2 separate regions of the Mus musculus genome follow, and region 2 is linked to region 1. The links are chromatin loops, found by intact Hi-C in ENCODE. Cell type or tissue: heart. All regions are shown on one strand.

Evidence for each region. A loop is a pair of places that touch in the nucleus more often than their neighbours do. Peaks named below come from ENCODE experiments on the same cell type or tissue, not always from the same donor. Only the 100,000 strongest peaks of a DNase experiment are listed, where the experiment ranks them.
Region 2: a loop joins it to region 1, with 5 times the contacts of the local background. A loop is called at or near these places in 15 of 42 quality-filtered maps.

What each region holds. Positions count from the first base shown.
Region 1 is chr4:56,359,063-56,367,062 of GRCm38, forward strand. No RefSeq gene overlaps it. Among named protein-coding and RNA genes, the nearest start is that of Gm42291, 47 kb to the left of the region's middle. In heart, a CTCF peak has its summit at 3,282 (motif pointing left); no DNase peak of the experiment used is centred here; H3K27me3 peaks cover 236 bases.
Region 2 is chr4:55,511,775-55,519,774 of GRCm38, forward strand. No RefSeq gene overlaps it. Among named protein-coding and RNA genes, the nearest start is that of Klf4, 17 kb to the right of the region's middle. In heart, no CTCF peak of the experiment used is centred here; a DNase peak (open chromatin) is centred at 3,237; H3K4me3 peaks cover 1,123 bases; H3K27ac peaks cover 652 bases; H3K27me3 peaks cover 1,355 bases.

The DNA of each region.
Region 1 (8,000 bases):
GATAAAAGAAAAATATAAGATCCTCAGGTAAACCAAAACTAAGATTCCTTTTTTGATAGTATACATGCTGTACAAAAAAATTCTAAAGACAGTCCCTCAGGCAAAAACCTTAAAACATTAAACAATCAAATCATGTGAAGAAATTAGACTCACAGACACAGGAAAGTACCCAAATAAATATACTAAGCAGCTTAAACTTAGTCTCCATCTTTTACATTCTTTTATCCTGTCTTATTTAAGAGACAATTACGTAAAGCAGTAATTATACATTTGTGTTAATGGGTATATTCTTCCTTGTTCGCATACCTCTGACCAAATTCCCTATAAGAAGCAACCTAAGGGAGGAAAGCTTTATTCTGGCTCTCACTTTGGAAAGTCAGCTGTGATGGAGAGAGCGTGGAATGAGGTGAAGAAGTGCAGCAGCTGTTTGCTCAGACCTCAGCAGACCAGGGGCATCCTCTGTCAAATGACCTTCTCAAACTGCCAGACAGGGTAGGAAGCAAGGCCTGACTACAGACCTCAAGACCAACTCTCAAGTATTGCTGGCCTTCACGAATTCATCTTACTGCCAACACTTTCCATGTTTTCAGAAACTTCCTCCCAGAGGCTCCAAAACCCTCCCAAAACAGCATCAACAGCTCAGAAACAAATATTCAAACTCACAAGACTGTGAGGGACATTTTACACTCAAAACCTTACTCTGGGCATTGGGTGTATAAAAAGTTTGTATCACTTTTAATAACAGCACAAAGAAGTGGCGATGAGAATAGGAATTGAGGTTTTACATAGCATTAAAATTTAAGTATTGATCTGTTTTAAATGATGATCCTATTGATTGTAATCCCAAAGCCCAATGCTAAAAAGAACTCTAAATTCTACACATTTATGTATAATTGCATATGTGCACTTACACAACACAGGATCGAGTGATACACTCAGAAATGTTTATTCTACCAAAAATTCAATAACAGTGTAACACAAGAACTATGAAGAAAATGGGTGATCAGAAAACAAATAGATTGCAAAGGTAAGTCCTAACTTACCAATTATATCACATAGAAATGAACTAACTACACCAACTAAAGGTTAGAAACTGTGAGGACCAGTTTTTCACGATCTGACCACATAGTGTCTACAAGAAACACATTTCTATAGGTTCAAAGTATTTTTAAATAATTTGAAAAAAACAGACATATAGTATGTAAATACTAGCAAAAATCTAGGTTGGCTTTGCTAATAACAAAATAGACAGTCAAAATTATTAATAGAAACAAAAAGATGTTATATAATGTAAGTATTATACCATATAAGTAACTGATGTTATATAACATAAGTATCAGTCCATCAGTGTTCCATTAGTCAGGTACAGTAACTATAAACATACGTACTTATAATGATAAGGCTGAAAATAAAGCAAACAAAAGCTTACAGAGCTAAAGAGCAACTCAGTGTAACTGGTAAGTTTCACCATCACCTTTCCAGTGATGCAGAAACTGGGGCAGAAGAAGGATGTAGAAATGTAGAACTTTATAGACACCACCTATATCTACGGGCCTGAGCGACTATTCCTCCCCAAAGCATCAGAGTCATGTTGTTCAGGCTGAAAACATGGCTCAGGAGACCACAGCACTTGCTACTCTTGCAGATGACCCCTGTTTGTTTCCTAGCACCTACATGGTAGCTCCCAACTGTCTGGAACATCAATTCCAAGGGATCCAATGCAGTCTGCTTAATGCACACATGCATATATACATACACACATAATTAAAAATAAATAAATCTGTTTAAAAAATAAATATTTTCCTCCAAAACTTAAAAAATTCTCAGAAAGGACTATATTTCTAACCATAAAACAAGTACATAAAGACATTTAAAAGGGCTAAAATCATCCAAAGTATGTTTTCTGAATTCATCAGAATAATCTCAGAAATGGGTAAGAGGAAAAATCAGAAATGTGAGGAAATTAAACAAAATATCAGAGGGTTAAAAAGAAATGAAAGGATACACCTAGAAAATACTTTAAGATGAAAGATATTCACCATATCAAAGCTTATGCAACAGAACTTAGGCCTTGCTTAGAGGGAAAGTCACAGATGAAGTCACCTATACTGGAGGTTCCTTCCGAGGGATAGAGAAAAACGTGAGCAAGAAGCGTTGAGCAGAAACAAATGCAAAAGAAAATATAAAATTAGAAAACAAATTAATGGGATTAAAGTTGTTTTGCTGTAAAGCTAACAACATTGACAAACCTTTAACTGGACGGACCAATAGAAAAGAGCGTCGCCCTGTCCCGGTGGCCATCTGTTACTGATCCAAGTCAGGAAGAAAATCATCTTTGCTTATAATATCCATCAGACCTAAGACACATCGGATGCAACTTCTCCTTCTGTGGGGCACTATGGAAATGCATATGCTTTCTTCTAATAGTATTCAAGAATAATCACGTTGCATACTAGTGTACATAGTCTTGTCACCAAAGTAGTGGGTGTCTATGGATCATCTGGTGCCTTTACAAAGGGTAAATTTGTAAGGAAAACACAGCTGTGTCATAGAGATGGCTATGTTGTGTGGAAGAAACTTTTAGTAATGATTTATATCTTTTCCCTCACACTGTGGTTAATATGAAGTCGTTAATTAAATTGTAAAGCCAAGTCAGTTGATAGGCGGAGGTAGGTTAACAGCACAAGTGACTGAGGAGTGGGAAAGCACAGATTGATAAGGTCTTTATCTTCTCTTTTGAGAGAATCCTTTAGAATGTGCAGCATAGAGGGAAGAGAAGTGCTGGGTAAATATATCAGGCTTGTATTCCTAGGAACTGGTTATGTCCCAACACTATGTAAGGACTAAATCTGGCTTTTAGTATCTATATAAGAGTATTCAGGAAATAATTCACATATTCAGGGCTCATAAGTCAAAGTATTAGACAAAGAGTAATGGCAGGATAAGGGCAAGGAATATAGAGCGGCTTTAACAGAGGACGATCACTTCTCTACGGAAGTGAGACATGTGGCAGAGTGCAAAGCTGAGAGGGTCTTTACTTAACGCACAGTCCTCCTGCTGCGTAGTGAGGCTTCAAGTTCAGCGTGCTCTCTGTCCTGCTAAGTGGCTCCTTCCAATACCACAGATAAAGGCTAGAAGAAAGAGCAAAGTCAACTGCTATATCCCAGTTTGAACTTGATGACTTCTGGCCCTGAGAAATGTTTCCCTCCAAAGATCTTCGAGTTTCCGAGCTGGCACTAGCCAAACGCAGAGTTATGTCTAGTGCCACCTAGTGAAATGAATGAATACTTAGCTTTTACAAACCAGAACTAAGAAAAGGCTAAAAGCATAAATCAATAAACATAAAAGAAGGGAAAAATATAACTGGAGCGAGGGAATGCCTCACCCATTATTTCAGTAATGGGATCTATGGTTCAGCTAATGGAAGGGATCTTTATATTTAAACAGTTCTTCATGAAATTACTATCCCAAAGTCTTGGTTGGCTTTTAGGAGAGAAAGACATCTGAGTTAGAAGAACTAAGTGTTAGTTTTGAAGGTGGGAGTTGGAGCCCACTAATGGAGAAGAGGGGAATGTGAAATTGTGTATTCTTTTTTGCCCAGTCCCATTCAAGGGTACTGAGCTGAGCATGTTCACTTCTGTCAATTTCTTACTTGGTAATTTTGTATTGTTCACTCGTAACTGACAGCATTAGAATATGTTGACCCTCGATATCAACAATACACTCTGTGTCAACTTCTGGATCTCACATTCATATGCATGCACTCGCACATACACACATACAACACAAATACAAATATAGATATATAGATTACACACACACACACACACACATACACACACAAGCATGATTGCCAGTACATACACAAAGATAGCAAATGACTCAACCTCACTTTCAAAGCAGTTCAAGGTACTCTGTCTTTGAACAAGCAATTGAAAATACCTGCAGAACCTTGAGAAGATAGATGCCAGGGGTCAAGTTTGAGGCAGAGCTGCTACTGACCAGGCTGGCTGCAGAAAAGGGACCTGAGGACATCAGAGTCAAGCTGGCTTGACCCTCACAGTGGGGAGGGGGTTGAGCAGGGGAGACTCTGGGCTGTCTCCTGCTCAAAGTTAAAATGATGCTGGTAGCATATTCTTTAGCTGTTGGAATAATTTTCTCATCACTTCTCACATTCCTTGCTATCGCTCCCTTATGGATGAGGCCTGTAACCTTATTTCAAAGCTCCCATTCTCTCTGAGACAACTCTAAGACCTCAGAATGTGTTGTAACAGACACTGGATGAGATTATTCCCATGAGTCCAAACCGATGTTTCAAAGAGTAAACTGGCTGACCACCTGCTTTATTTGCTGTTTCCTCATCCCTAAGGAATGAGCCTCCCCTCTGGCTACCTGACCTACAAGGTTGGATGAAGGGAGCCAAAAAGCTATTTCTCTATACTGATGCCCCAGGAGCTAACTCCAGCTGGATTCGTAACCTGCAAATTGTACATTGGTGATGCCTATGTACTCAAGCCAGAAGGATCTGATGTAGCTGAATGCCACGCCTGAATGAGAACTTGCCATCTCATCCTGAAAACTGGCAAGCTGGGTATGTAAACGCAGAGATGAGTTATCCATCCCACTTTTGAAATACTCTCATTCTGTAGCAACTATGGCTAGAAAAGTACAATTGTTATCAAGAGATAAGACTAGAGGAGAACTATTTATTAATTCTAAAGAGGTATTCACAGCTGGGCTGGGGAGATAGCTCAGCTAATAACGTGCTTGCATTCTAAGTAGGAGGAGCTCAGCTCAATATCTTGGATCCATATTAAAAATACAGTCATGCATATGACTCCCACTTGTAATCTCAGCTCTCAAAGGGTAAAGATAGGAGGATACCTGAAGCTTACTGGTCTCCTTGGTAAGTTCCAGGACAGTGATTGACAGCTCTCTGGAGAGAAGAGCCTGAGAAATGACAGCTCAGGCTGTTGTCTTGCCTCCACACACATGCACACATATGCATGTATAGGCACGTGTAAAAGGGCACAGAGAGGTGGGAAGTAATGTCCTTGAAAGATGACTGATTCCAAGTGTCCCATGTTCATATAGATAAAAGAGTGTGTCACTAGGGATCCTTTGCAAGGCAGAAGACACACACCGATGAGCCAATGAAAACCGTAAACACGCAGAGCTTAGGTACAGTTTGCATCCGTGGTCAGCAGTCAACGCTGGAAAGTATCATTTGAAATTAAAATTTGTGACATCTGGGGAGCCAAACAAACAGGACAAAGAACAAACCGTGTCAGCATTCCTGCCTAGCAACCATCAGCAGAGCCAAGAGTGGCTATTCCCCAGCTGGACACATACACTGTGGTTTATCATCATCCTCGCTCTCCATGCTGTAACTCCATGCCCATTTGATCCCCTTGCTGGCGATGTTTACGTCTGGACTCCTATGTAAAAGTGACACTGGCCCGGGGAAAGTCCCTAGACACAACAGACTGAAAGTCACTCAGGCCCCAGGGCTCCCTTGGCCCTGGCTCTGCTCTAAGAGATGGAGATGTCTCTTGCAGTCAAGAGCACACTCAACTCACTTATACACTGAAAAACTGAGCTGCCTTGGAGGTGAGACAGGAGTCTGTGGTCGAGGACATTTATTTCTGAACTTAACGACGTGGGCAGCCACAAGTCTGCCCACAGTATCAATTTTTCATAAAGAAAGGAGAAAATCTATTGAGTCAAATGTTCCAAGAGTGCCTGGTCGAGCGCAGTGTATTTATAGCTTGAATATACAGACATGAATGCCCCGTTCAGTGGAGAGAAGTAATAAGAGATACTATTCTTGAACACATGTTGTGTGTTCTCTTTCCATTCTTGTCATCACTCAGAATGGTCTTATACTGACAAATGAGGAATTCAAGGCTCAGAGAGGTAAATCAACAGAGGGCAAGTCACACAGCTTGTTGCTTAACAGAACTAGTATTCAGGGGCTGGGAAGATAATTCCATTGCTAAAGGACTTACAACACAAGGCTAGGGACTTGAGAACATATCCAGTGTCCACTTCTGACCTACACACATGCACACACACACACACATGCATACATATTCATGCTCACAGACATGCACAAACACACACATATGGACACTCGCACACATGCTCACATATACACATGCATGCACAAACACACATACATACACATGCTCACAGACATGCACAAACACATACATACACATGTACACTCGCACACATGCTCACATGCACATACACACACATGCACATGTACACTCGCACACATGCTCACACGCACACACACACACACACACACACACACTTGTTCAGTTCCCTATCTAACTGCAAACCCATGCTTCCCAGAGAATGCTGTGCAGGGATTTTGTAATAAATCCTTCAGTACAATTTTTTAAAGATTATTTCCCTTGAGTCCCATCACAAGCTTATGAGCTGGAGGACTCGTTGACATACCTTACAGATGAAAATTCACAGCATGAAAAGTGTAAGTCATAGTTTAATAATCAGCAACTAAGCACTAGTGTTCTGCTTCCCACACTTATAATTCAATCTCCACCCCTCTCCATCAGACAAAAAGCCTACTTGGAGCTGAGACTGTGTCTTTCACTTTGGTTGCTTTAATGTTAAGGAACTCCAGTGTCTTCATATTACAGAGGAGATGTGCATTCATTTTAAAGACAGGTTTCTTTATTTGAAAATAGGACTACTACAAGAATCAGAAAAATGTTTTAGATACTCATTAAAATACCCAGGCTCCTTTTAAGGTTCCCAGTAAACGTGCTCTATAACTGAACTCTCGCTGTAATTACAGAGACAGACTTAGTCTTTTGTGGCAAAGGCAGTTGACAAGGAAAAATAGATCTGAATAAAATACTTTTTTTGTTTTTCAAAATAGCACAACCTAGTTTAGGATCAATGGTGGCTGCCAAAGTAGAGCCGCAAACTGGAATTTTAAAAATGATTTTAATGGTAGGGGAGAGAGCTGTGGTTTCAACAGATTGAATTTTGGGGTCCGAGAATGTAGCTTATTTATCTGCATTTGGTTTTACAGGACAAAAATGTCCACAAGTTGGGTTTTTTAAGGCAAACACGAACTGTACCGAAATGGAATCCATCATTAGAATACTGTGAGGAAACATAGTCGGTCTGAAGTCAGTCAGAAGATGAGAGCATCTTAGGATTTCCCTTACAGTGCTTCCACTGAACTCATGAATTCCCCCAAGACGGAAACGGTTGATTCCACTGTCAGCAGCTCACACTGCTTTCCTCTCTCATGGTAAGAACCCACATCAGATACCTGCTAGTCCATATCAAATTTATTCTATTAAAGGAACAGATTTTGATATGAAGTTAGGGCTCGGAAATCACTTCCAGGGGAAACACATGATGGGAGTGGAATGCAAAGCTTTAGAGGATGTGGGGACCAGTCCCAATCTGAACGGAACATCTACAGGGTCCAGAGAGGCAGACAGACGAGCAGATGGCAATGCCAGAGCCAAGGCAGGAATCAGCAGCCTCCCCCAGGGACTAGAAACGATAGTGAGAACAGGATGAAATTCTAATTGAAAATATTCTTACAAGGTTGTTCACAGAAAGAAAAAAAACAGTTGGTAGCATTGATTCACTGAGCAATGGAAGGTTCTAGAGTGTTGGGAAAGTACCTCTTTTCATTTCCATTGATTGATTGACTGATTGATTGATTGCTAGGGTGGTTTGAGGGATTGAATCTAGGGCATCATTTCTGCTAGCTAAGCACTGTAGAGCTGAGCTATATCCCCAGCTATTGTTTTGCTACTTTGATACAGCATCTCACTAAGCTGTACAGAGTGGCCTTGAACCTACTCTGCAGTGCAGGTAGGCTTTGAGATGACTGTCTTTCTGCCTCAGCATCCTCTGTAGCTGAAATTACAGGCCTGAGTCACCAAACACCACTATTACCTCATAACACCCATCTAACCTCCTCTTTGTGTCCTGGAAGCTGACAT
Region 2 (8,000 bases), 850 kb before region 1:
AAAGCACATGTCCTATCATTTCTCAAGAGTCATGAGGAGTGCTTGCTCAGAGGGGCAGTGAACCATCCCACTCTAGAGCCTGGGAGAGCAGAAGCGCTGTGTAGCATCGTGGAGATGAGGCAGGAAATAAGTGATGACTCTGGGTTGTGAACATCAGCATTGTGTCCCAAACCTCATGTCCTTGCTGAGGTTCATCCAGAGAATGGCTCAGTGCATAAGATACTCAAGGAAATACTTTGTTGACTGCTAAGGACAGGGGAAATATTAGACATTTAAAAAATGGGATTCTTTGTGTATCTTTGCATTTTCTATTTGAAGAATGCTGGTGTGTGTGTGTGTGTGTGTGTGTGTGTGTCACATGCACGCGTACCCTTTCCATTTATTTTGAGATGAGCGTCTCTGTTGTACAAAGCTGAAGGACCCAGGATAGCTGGCCTTTGAGCTTCTGGAGAGTGTCCTCCCTCTGAACCTTGTAGGGGAGCACTGAGATTTCAGGTCAGTCCTGGCTGGAAGGTCTGGAGGTGCAAGCTCTGGCTCTCACCAACCTGAGCCATCTCCCCAGTCTCCAAGAGAGGATATTTTCTTTTTCTTTTTTTTTTATTCATTTATTTATTTTATTTTATTGAGTGTATGGTGGAAGAATGAAAATGGGTCAAAAGGGAGGGAGGGAGGTCTTTCCCATGCGGGACGATCCGTGCCTTGGGAAGGAAGGCAGTCAAACGGGTTCGTGTGTAGTCATTTGTGGTGCTTTATCCAAAAGACTTTGGTTCTGGCCTCCCATTTTATTCTCAAAGGGCAGCTTGGGAACCCTCCTCCTCCATGATTGTTCCCCACTGTGGTGCATGCATGGGTTATGAAAAACAGAAGGCAGGAGAGACTGGCTGACCTCCTTATTTGACAAGATGGGCTGGAGAGATGGCTCCATGGTTAAGAGCACCGACTGCTCTTCCAAAGGAACTGAGTTCAAATCCCAGCAACCACATGGTACCCAAGGAGCTGAAGGGGTCTGCAATCCTATAGGAGGAACAACAATATGAACGTTATAACCAGTGCCCCCAGAGCTCCCGTCTCTAGCTGCATATGTAGCAGAAGATGGCCTAGTTGGCCATCATTGGGAGGAGAGGCCCCTGGTCTTGCGAAGATTATATGCCCCAGTACAGGGGAATGAGGATATTTTCAAGAGCTAGAGAAGACAGGAATTTTCTTTTCCTCACACCTTATCATAATCCACAAAAATACCATATTTGGATTTTTGCTTTGCTAAAAATGAATATTATTACATCAGTGCTCATATACTTCTTGTTTAAACTGTTTTGCCTTTAAAAAAAATTTTTGTGACAGAGTCTTGGGGAAACAGCCCATGCTGGCCTCTAACTTTCAATCCTCCTGCTTCAACCTCCTGAGTGTTGGGATAACAAGCACGGACTACCATACTCAGTAGGACTAATTACAAACACCGTACCAATGCCCTTCTCATCATAGCCCTTTACTTCTGGTACAGAGAGCACCAGAAAACCCAAAACAAAACAGACCCCCCTAAAAAAAAATCCCAACAGATCAGTCTGGTGAGGTTACACTTCACTTGCCTGTGCCTTACACGCCTACAGTCCCAGAATTTGGAAGGTGAAAGAAGAGGGGGTGAGGTCCAGAGTATGTGAGACCCTTTTAGAAAAGAAGCAGAAGCAAACAAACACATAAAAACTCCTAATAGATTTCCATGGTGACTCTTGTCTCCGTTCACGCTGACTGTTGAATTAGATGCCCCAGAACAGGACTGAAAAAGAACATGTCCAAGAAGACCCATTCCCCCCTCTCTAGGCAAAGTGCCAACCTTTAGCGAGAGCACACAAGTGGCAGGTGTCCCAGGAGGTATCCTCTGATAAAGTCAAAGTCTGGGAAAGGGCGTGAAGGCAAGCTCTCCCCAATCCACCAAATCTGCACACTGCTCCATTCCAGCGGGAACTAGTAACTCACCCTGAGAGATGTGCCTGCTGTACTGGGTCCAAGGGAAGTTATAGGATAAAGACCTCTGGCAACTGGTAAGTCTGTGTACACTAACACTTTCTAACACGATCACTTCAGAAAGAATGTGAGATGTGTGTGGGAGAGGTGTTAAGGAGAAATGAGAGCACATGGTCCCAGTAGTCCGAGCTTCCTACATGGGCTGAGATGTGGCTTAGTGGGTACTTTCTTCCCTCTTAAGTGTCTGAGAACACAGTAGCACACGTTGTCTGAGATGACACACACACACTAAATAAGGAAAGAAATGGGGAAAATTAAGTTGTACTCTGACCTTATTACAGGAGCTGCAGCATATAAGCCACCGCCCCAACTCCACTTAAAAACCTAGTTTTCTGCATTGCAAGCTGCCTGAGTGAGCAAACATGACTGCCACAGGCAAAGATCTATAGACCGCTGAGCATCTGCTATGTGTTGTCAAAAAAGGACCCTGGATCTGCTGGTTGACTGTGTGAGGAGTAAAGTCTCTCTTTGCACCTGTTTTGTGTGTGTGTGTGTGTGTGTGTGTGTGTGTGTGTGTGTGTGTGTGTGTGTGTAGTACTGTTGCTCTTGGGCCCTGACAGCTGATGTCACAGCTAGGGGCTTTGCATTTCTTACTTGGGAAGCAGATAAGATCATTACTATTTTGCAACGAGGAAATGAAGTTCAGAGAGAAGACAGTTGAGTTTACAGCCACAGGTGACAGTATCCCACCTGGGCAGTCGGATTTCTTCTCTGTGGGAAGGTAAATGAGGGGGGTTGTAGCTCTGCTGTCCAAGACCTACGTAGCATGCACAAAATCCTGTCTTTAATCCTTGGTACCAAAACGATAAGAAACAAACCCAGAACCCTGTCCTCGTCTGCAGCCCACCCACTCCTTCTCTGAAATGATCGTACGACCTCCCAGTATTCATCCGCCAAGAAGAGGCCTGGGAATCAAGTTTCAGGAGCCCCAAACCAAGTACTGATGAGAGTCAAAATGAGAAATCCCGTACAAGAGTCAGTCTAGGGCTTGGGTCTAGGCTCTCCCTCCTGCGGCCGCGTTACTGCAAGAGGACCGGCGGGAGGCGCTGCAGACCGCGCCGCACCCGCCTCCAGCTCAAGCCCTCAGGCCTCCCGGGCACCGGGGCCGCCCAAGAGCGTCGCGGACTCTGGGCGATCGGCTCTTCCGCCAGCCACACCCTACGATCTTCCATTCCACCTCCTCTTGGAGAGGAACAGGGACGCTAAGGAGTTCTTCCGGGCGTGGCAGGGGACCTGGAATACGTTGGTGCGCTCCGGCAGAGCGAGAACTGCCCTCAGCGGGGACTCCAGGCGGAGCCCGATGCTCACTGGGTCGCGCATGCGCCGCTTTCCAGTCCAGTCCCAAGTCTCCTCCGCCAGCTGTAGCGGAGCGGCTCGCACCGCATCCCACCCCACAGGGAACCCTATTTCCGACTTTGAATCCCAAAGTGGATAGGCTGGTTCTGGGCTTGCATTGCAGCCAGCAGAAGCCCAGGCAACTGACACTCCAGTCTCCGGGGTGGGGACCCTGGTCGTCTCTGCTGATTCCCCCAAAGCTAATTGCCTCAGGAGAAGCACGTAGACCATCCAGGTGCTGGGCAGAGAGGAAAGGTGTTTCTGAGAGTTAGCTTATAATAATACATCAGCATGCACGTTGGATTTCCATTTTCGCTTTTTCATAGCTTTCCAATCCCCAAGGACTCTGTAGAAATTCAGGTGTGTGATTGTTATGTGTGTGCCACAGATAGCGATGGAAGAACTGCCCAGAACTTGTTGACATTCATTAAAATACAAGCTAACATCCTCACACGTTTTAGACCTACAGTATTAGGAACAACTCATCATGGCAAAGTTACTCGCCCAACATCTGTTCATTCCAATGGGAGGGTTTCTTTCCTGCCAAGAATTTTATGAATTTTATATAGGAGCTTGGTCCTGTTTGGGGAAGGTAGAGAAAGCCTGCCAAAGCGGCCTGGAAGAACTAAGGGATGATTCGCTTGTGACTTTGAAAAGGCTCTTGACGCTGGGAAAGTCGCCCTTCGGAAGAACACAGAAAAACAAAATCCCAAACAAGTGGCACGTGACCAGAAACAGCAGAGCAAGGTCAAGGCCCAGAGTCTGGCCGACCCACACGATTCTGTTCTAGCTTTGTTCAGAGAGGGTCTAATCCTTTGTGGAGAGAGGGAGGGTATTATGGGCCTGAAACCCAAACAACTCCTATCTGGGGATGCTGCAAGCTCCTTTCATTTCACACAGACCAGATAGGAGTAATCGTTCATCACCCAAACTCCTGTTAATCTCTGCATCTCCAATCCATTGTCTTCTCAATTGGAGTCTGCTGACTGGAAAGTTTATCTCCCGAAACCCATCATCAGGGGTGCTTGGAAGCCATCAGAGGGAAAAGGGCATCCAGTGAGTTAGCCCTTGAAACATTAATGATTACCTCTGGACTCAATGCGGGTTTGTTTATCCAAGCAGATTTCCAATAGGCTTCTCCTTAGCCATTGAAAGAACTATCTACTGTAGAGTAGGTCTGACGTGAGCAACGGGCAGGCTGTCCTTTTCCATCCGAAAGGCCACTGCAGAGTCTTCACACTAAGTGGAATGGGCTGTGCTGTCGTCATTCCGGGATTTCAGATGAAGTATGTCATGGTATTGTCTTCACTGTGTTGTGTGATGGAAGAGAAATAGAAGAAACAATCCTGATATGTTTTAAATAAGTATCAAGAGGAAACCAAGCAGGGTAAAGAGCTAAAGACGAAGCAGCAAAGCTCTTTTAGTACAATCTGGAAAGAGTAACTCCTAGACAGCATTCCTTCTGGAATGTCCTTAGTGTGAACAATCACCTCAACCATGAAGTTTTGAACATTCTCCATAAATATGCAGAGAGACGAGAGAGAGAGAGGGGGGGAGAGAGTGAAGCCATCACTTCATTGCTCAATTGCTTTTCTTCTGTTTCAGTTGTCCAGCCTCATCTAGGTTCTCATGTCTGTCCCCCCCCCCCCGCCCCAGAATGAGAAGAACTGTAATCTCCCATGATTATCACAGGGACTGAATGAGAAAAATGCATAAAATGCTGAGCATGGGAACGCTAGGACGGAAGCCTCCACACATGCTGGCCTGTCTTCATTGCTGATCACTTGAATGGTGTGTAGCTGCTTCTGAGGTTACACTAGGACTATCGTAGCCAATGCCCCACTGTTGGCCAAAGAGAGGACATATGCTTATGAGCCAAAGGAGAAAGATGAAACAGTAGCAAATAAGACTCAACACAGCTGAAAAGAAGCTCAATGGGCCGTGCATTGGTGGTGCACGCCTTTAATCCCAGCACTCGGGAGGCAGAGGCAGGCAGATTTCTGAGTTCGAGGCCAGCCTGGTCTACAGAGTGAGTTCCAGGACAGCCAGGGCTGCACAGAGAAATCCTGTCTCAAAAAAGCCAACACCCCCCCCCCCACACACACACAAAAAAGCTCAATGGAGCTAATAACCCACATCAGCCCAGGTTTTGGAGGACACTGTTTGCCTTCTAAGTTCCTGATGTTGAACACTCCTGCTCTCAAAGGCCTGCCCACTGGTTCACACCCGCCCCCCCCCACCACACCCAGTCTCTGTTAGGATACCTCCGTTAGGACTACTTGGTTTAGATACTTACCCCAAAACCTTTTATTGCAAGCTGAATCCAAGGGTTGGGAGTCTGAGGCTAAAATGGAGTTCTACAGGAGCATAACGTTGAAGAGATGAGAAACCCCTGCTTCCCCATTTGTGAGAAGGAGACTTTGAGCGAGCCAGTCTTTGGAATGCCTTTTAGCCAGTCACTCACAGGCTCCCAGACTTGGATCCCGTGTTCAGCGATGCCTTCCAGGCTGCTGAGATCCGAAATGGCTTCTGAGTCATTGGTTCATGCCTGGCGGCACATGTCCGGTGCTATTTTCAGTTGAGATCCTGGTTAGGGGAAAAGGGATTATCTTTAGATATTGGGAGCATTAGAAGAATGTTGGCAAAGGGTTTTGGAAGATGGGCAAGAAATAGGAGTGTTTCCCATGGCCCTGGCTCAGCATGTGCTTCAGAGTAACCAGCTTCCTCGGATGCTTTTGAGCATTGAAGAGGCTTGATTCTCTCTCTCTCTCTCTCTCTCTCTCTCTCTCTCTCTCTCTCTCTCTCTCTCTCTCTCTCTCTCTGTGTCACACACACACACACACACACACACACACACACACACACACACACACACACACACGCGCGCGCGCGCGAGTCTAGCCATGTGGCAGAGGTCGGCATCAAACCTCTTCTCCTTCCACCTCCAGGGTGCTAGGATCACTTGCGTTTTTCCAGCATACCCAGCCTCCTAAGATGTTTTCTTAAACTCACCTCCAGTGGACCCAGCTATAAATAGAGATGCTGGTTCTTCTTCTCAGCGATGGAAGGCGTGCATAAAATGTTTTGGAACCATGCGGGAATTATCCTCGAAGAAAAGCCATGACTTATTCGTGGTGCTTTAGTCAGGGCTACGGGTTGCTACAGTGCAGGAGCTGGTCATTCTTTCCGAGGCCATTGTTCAAACTGCAAACTGGAGGAATGTGGGGTATTTTTTTAATAGAATGACAGACAGGTAAGATTACTTGTCTCTATTAGAAAAATGGATGGTTAGGCCAGTCCTGCCCATGTATTTCTGCATGCAGAAAATATCACCCTATTTAGATTCAAAATGGCAGGGAGGGAGGAGCTTTCGTTTATCTGAGAAGGAGCGTGTATATTTTTTCCAGTAAGATAGTGGGCTTCCAAGGTAGACACACACGGATTCCTTTTGTACCTGTGCAGTCTTAGAGAAGTCACACTCCTGTAGGGCTTCTGTCTTTGATCTAAAACAGTGGTTCTTAACCTTCCTGATGCTGCGACCCTTTAATACAGTTTCTCATGTCGTGGTGACCTCCAGCCATAAAATTACTATCATTGCTACTTCATAACGGTAATTATGCTACTGTTATGAATCATAATATAAATATCTGTTTGGGATGGTCATTTTGGGGGTCATGACCCACAGGTTGAGAACTGCTGACTTACAGGGCTCTAACACAGTGGCATGGTGGCATGCTCCTGCAACCCCAGAACTTGGTCGGGGGCTGAGTTATAGAGTCAGAAGTTCAAGATCATTCCACACAGAGAGTTCGAAGCTAGCCAGGGCTACATGAGACTTTGTTTTAATATATATATTTTATATGCATGTGTGCGTGTGTGTGTGTGTATGTGTAGCAAGATCTTCATCCTCTAGCAAAGTTCTCAGCATACCAGGGATACTTAATGACTGTGAATCCCACCCCCCCCTTTCCTCTCTATCCACCTCTACCCTATTCAACCAGCACCTCCAAGTTCACATGCCCCAGTGCATTCCTACTGCCACAGAGGAAACACTTCCAAGCTGGGGCTAGTGACAACGCTAAAGGACAGAGAAACAGACTTCAAAAAATAAACAAATAAACCATTCCTTCTAAACTCACAACCTGTAAAATTGTCCTTCCTTGTGAGGTTTCTATTCCAGCTTGTAGGTTGCCCATCTGGGAACAGCGTCAGCGCCAAAAATGTTAGGTAAAAACTGTTTGCCAGAGAATTTGGCTGCTGAACGCTGGGTTGTGATGAGAGCATTGTTATGGCAACTCTAAAATCAGTCTACTCAAGCCTTTATGTATAAAGGAAGACACCGAGCAGAGGTGTCCAAATTCATCCCAGAGCAGTCAGAGCTCTCTTCCTTCTGTTAACTGATCGCATCTCTGCAGAGTTCTCTTGTTAATGGTGTGCCCTGTGTTCTAACTCAGAAAACTGGCGACACCTGTACACCTATCACTATGAGTTCTTTGTCACTTTCTCCTGTATCCTTAGCTTGGTAACTTTGAAGCCCAGATAGAATTCACCCTAAAGCCAACCTCCGGGAGGTCTGGAATCACTGCAAACACTTTTACTAAGTTTTACAGAGTATCTGCTGCAGACTAGGCCGAGAAGCTGAG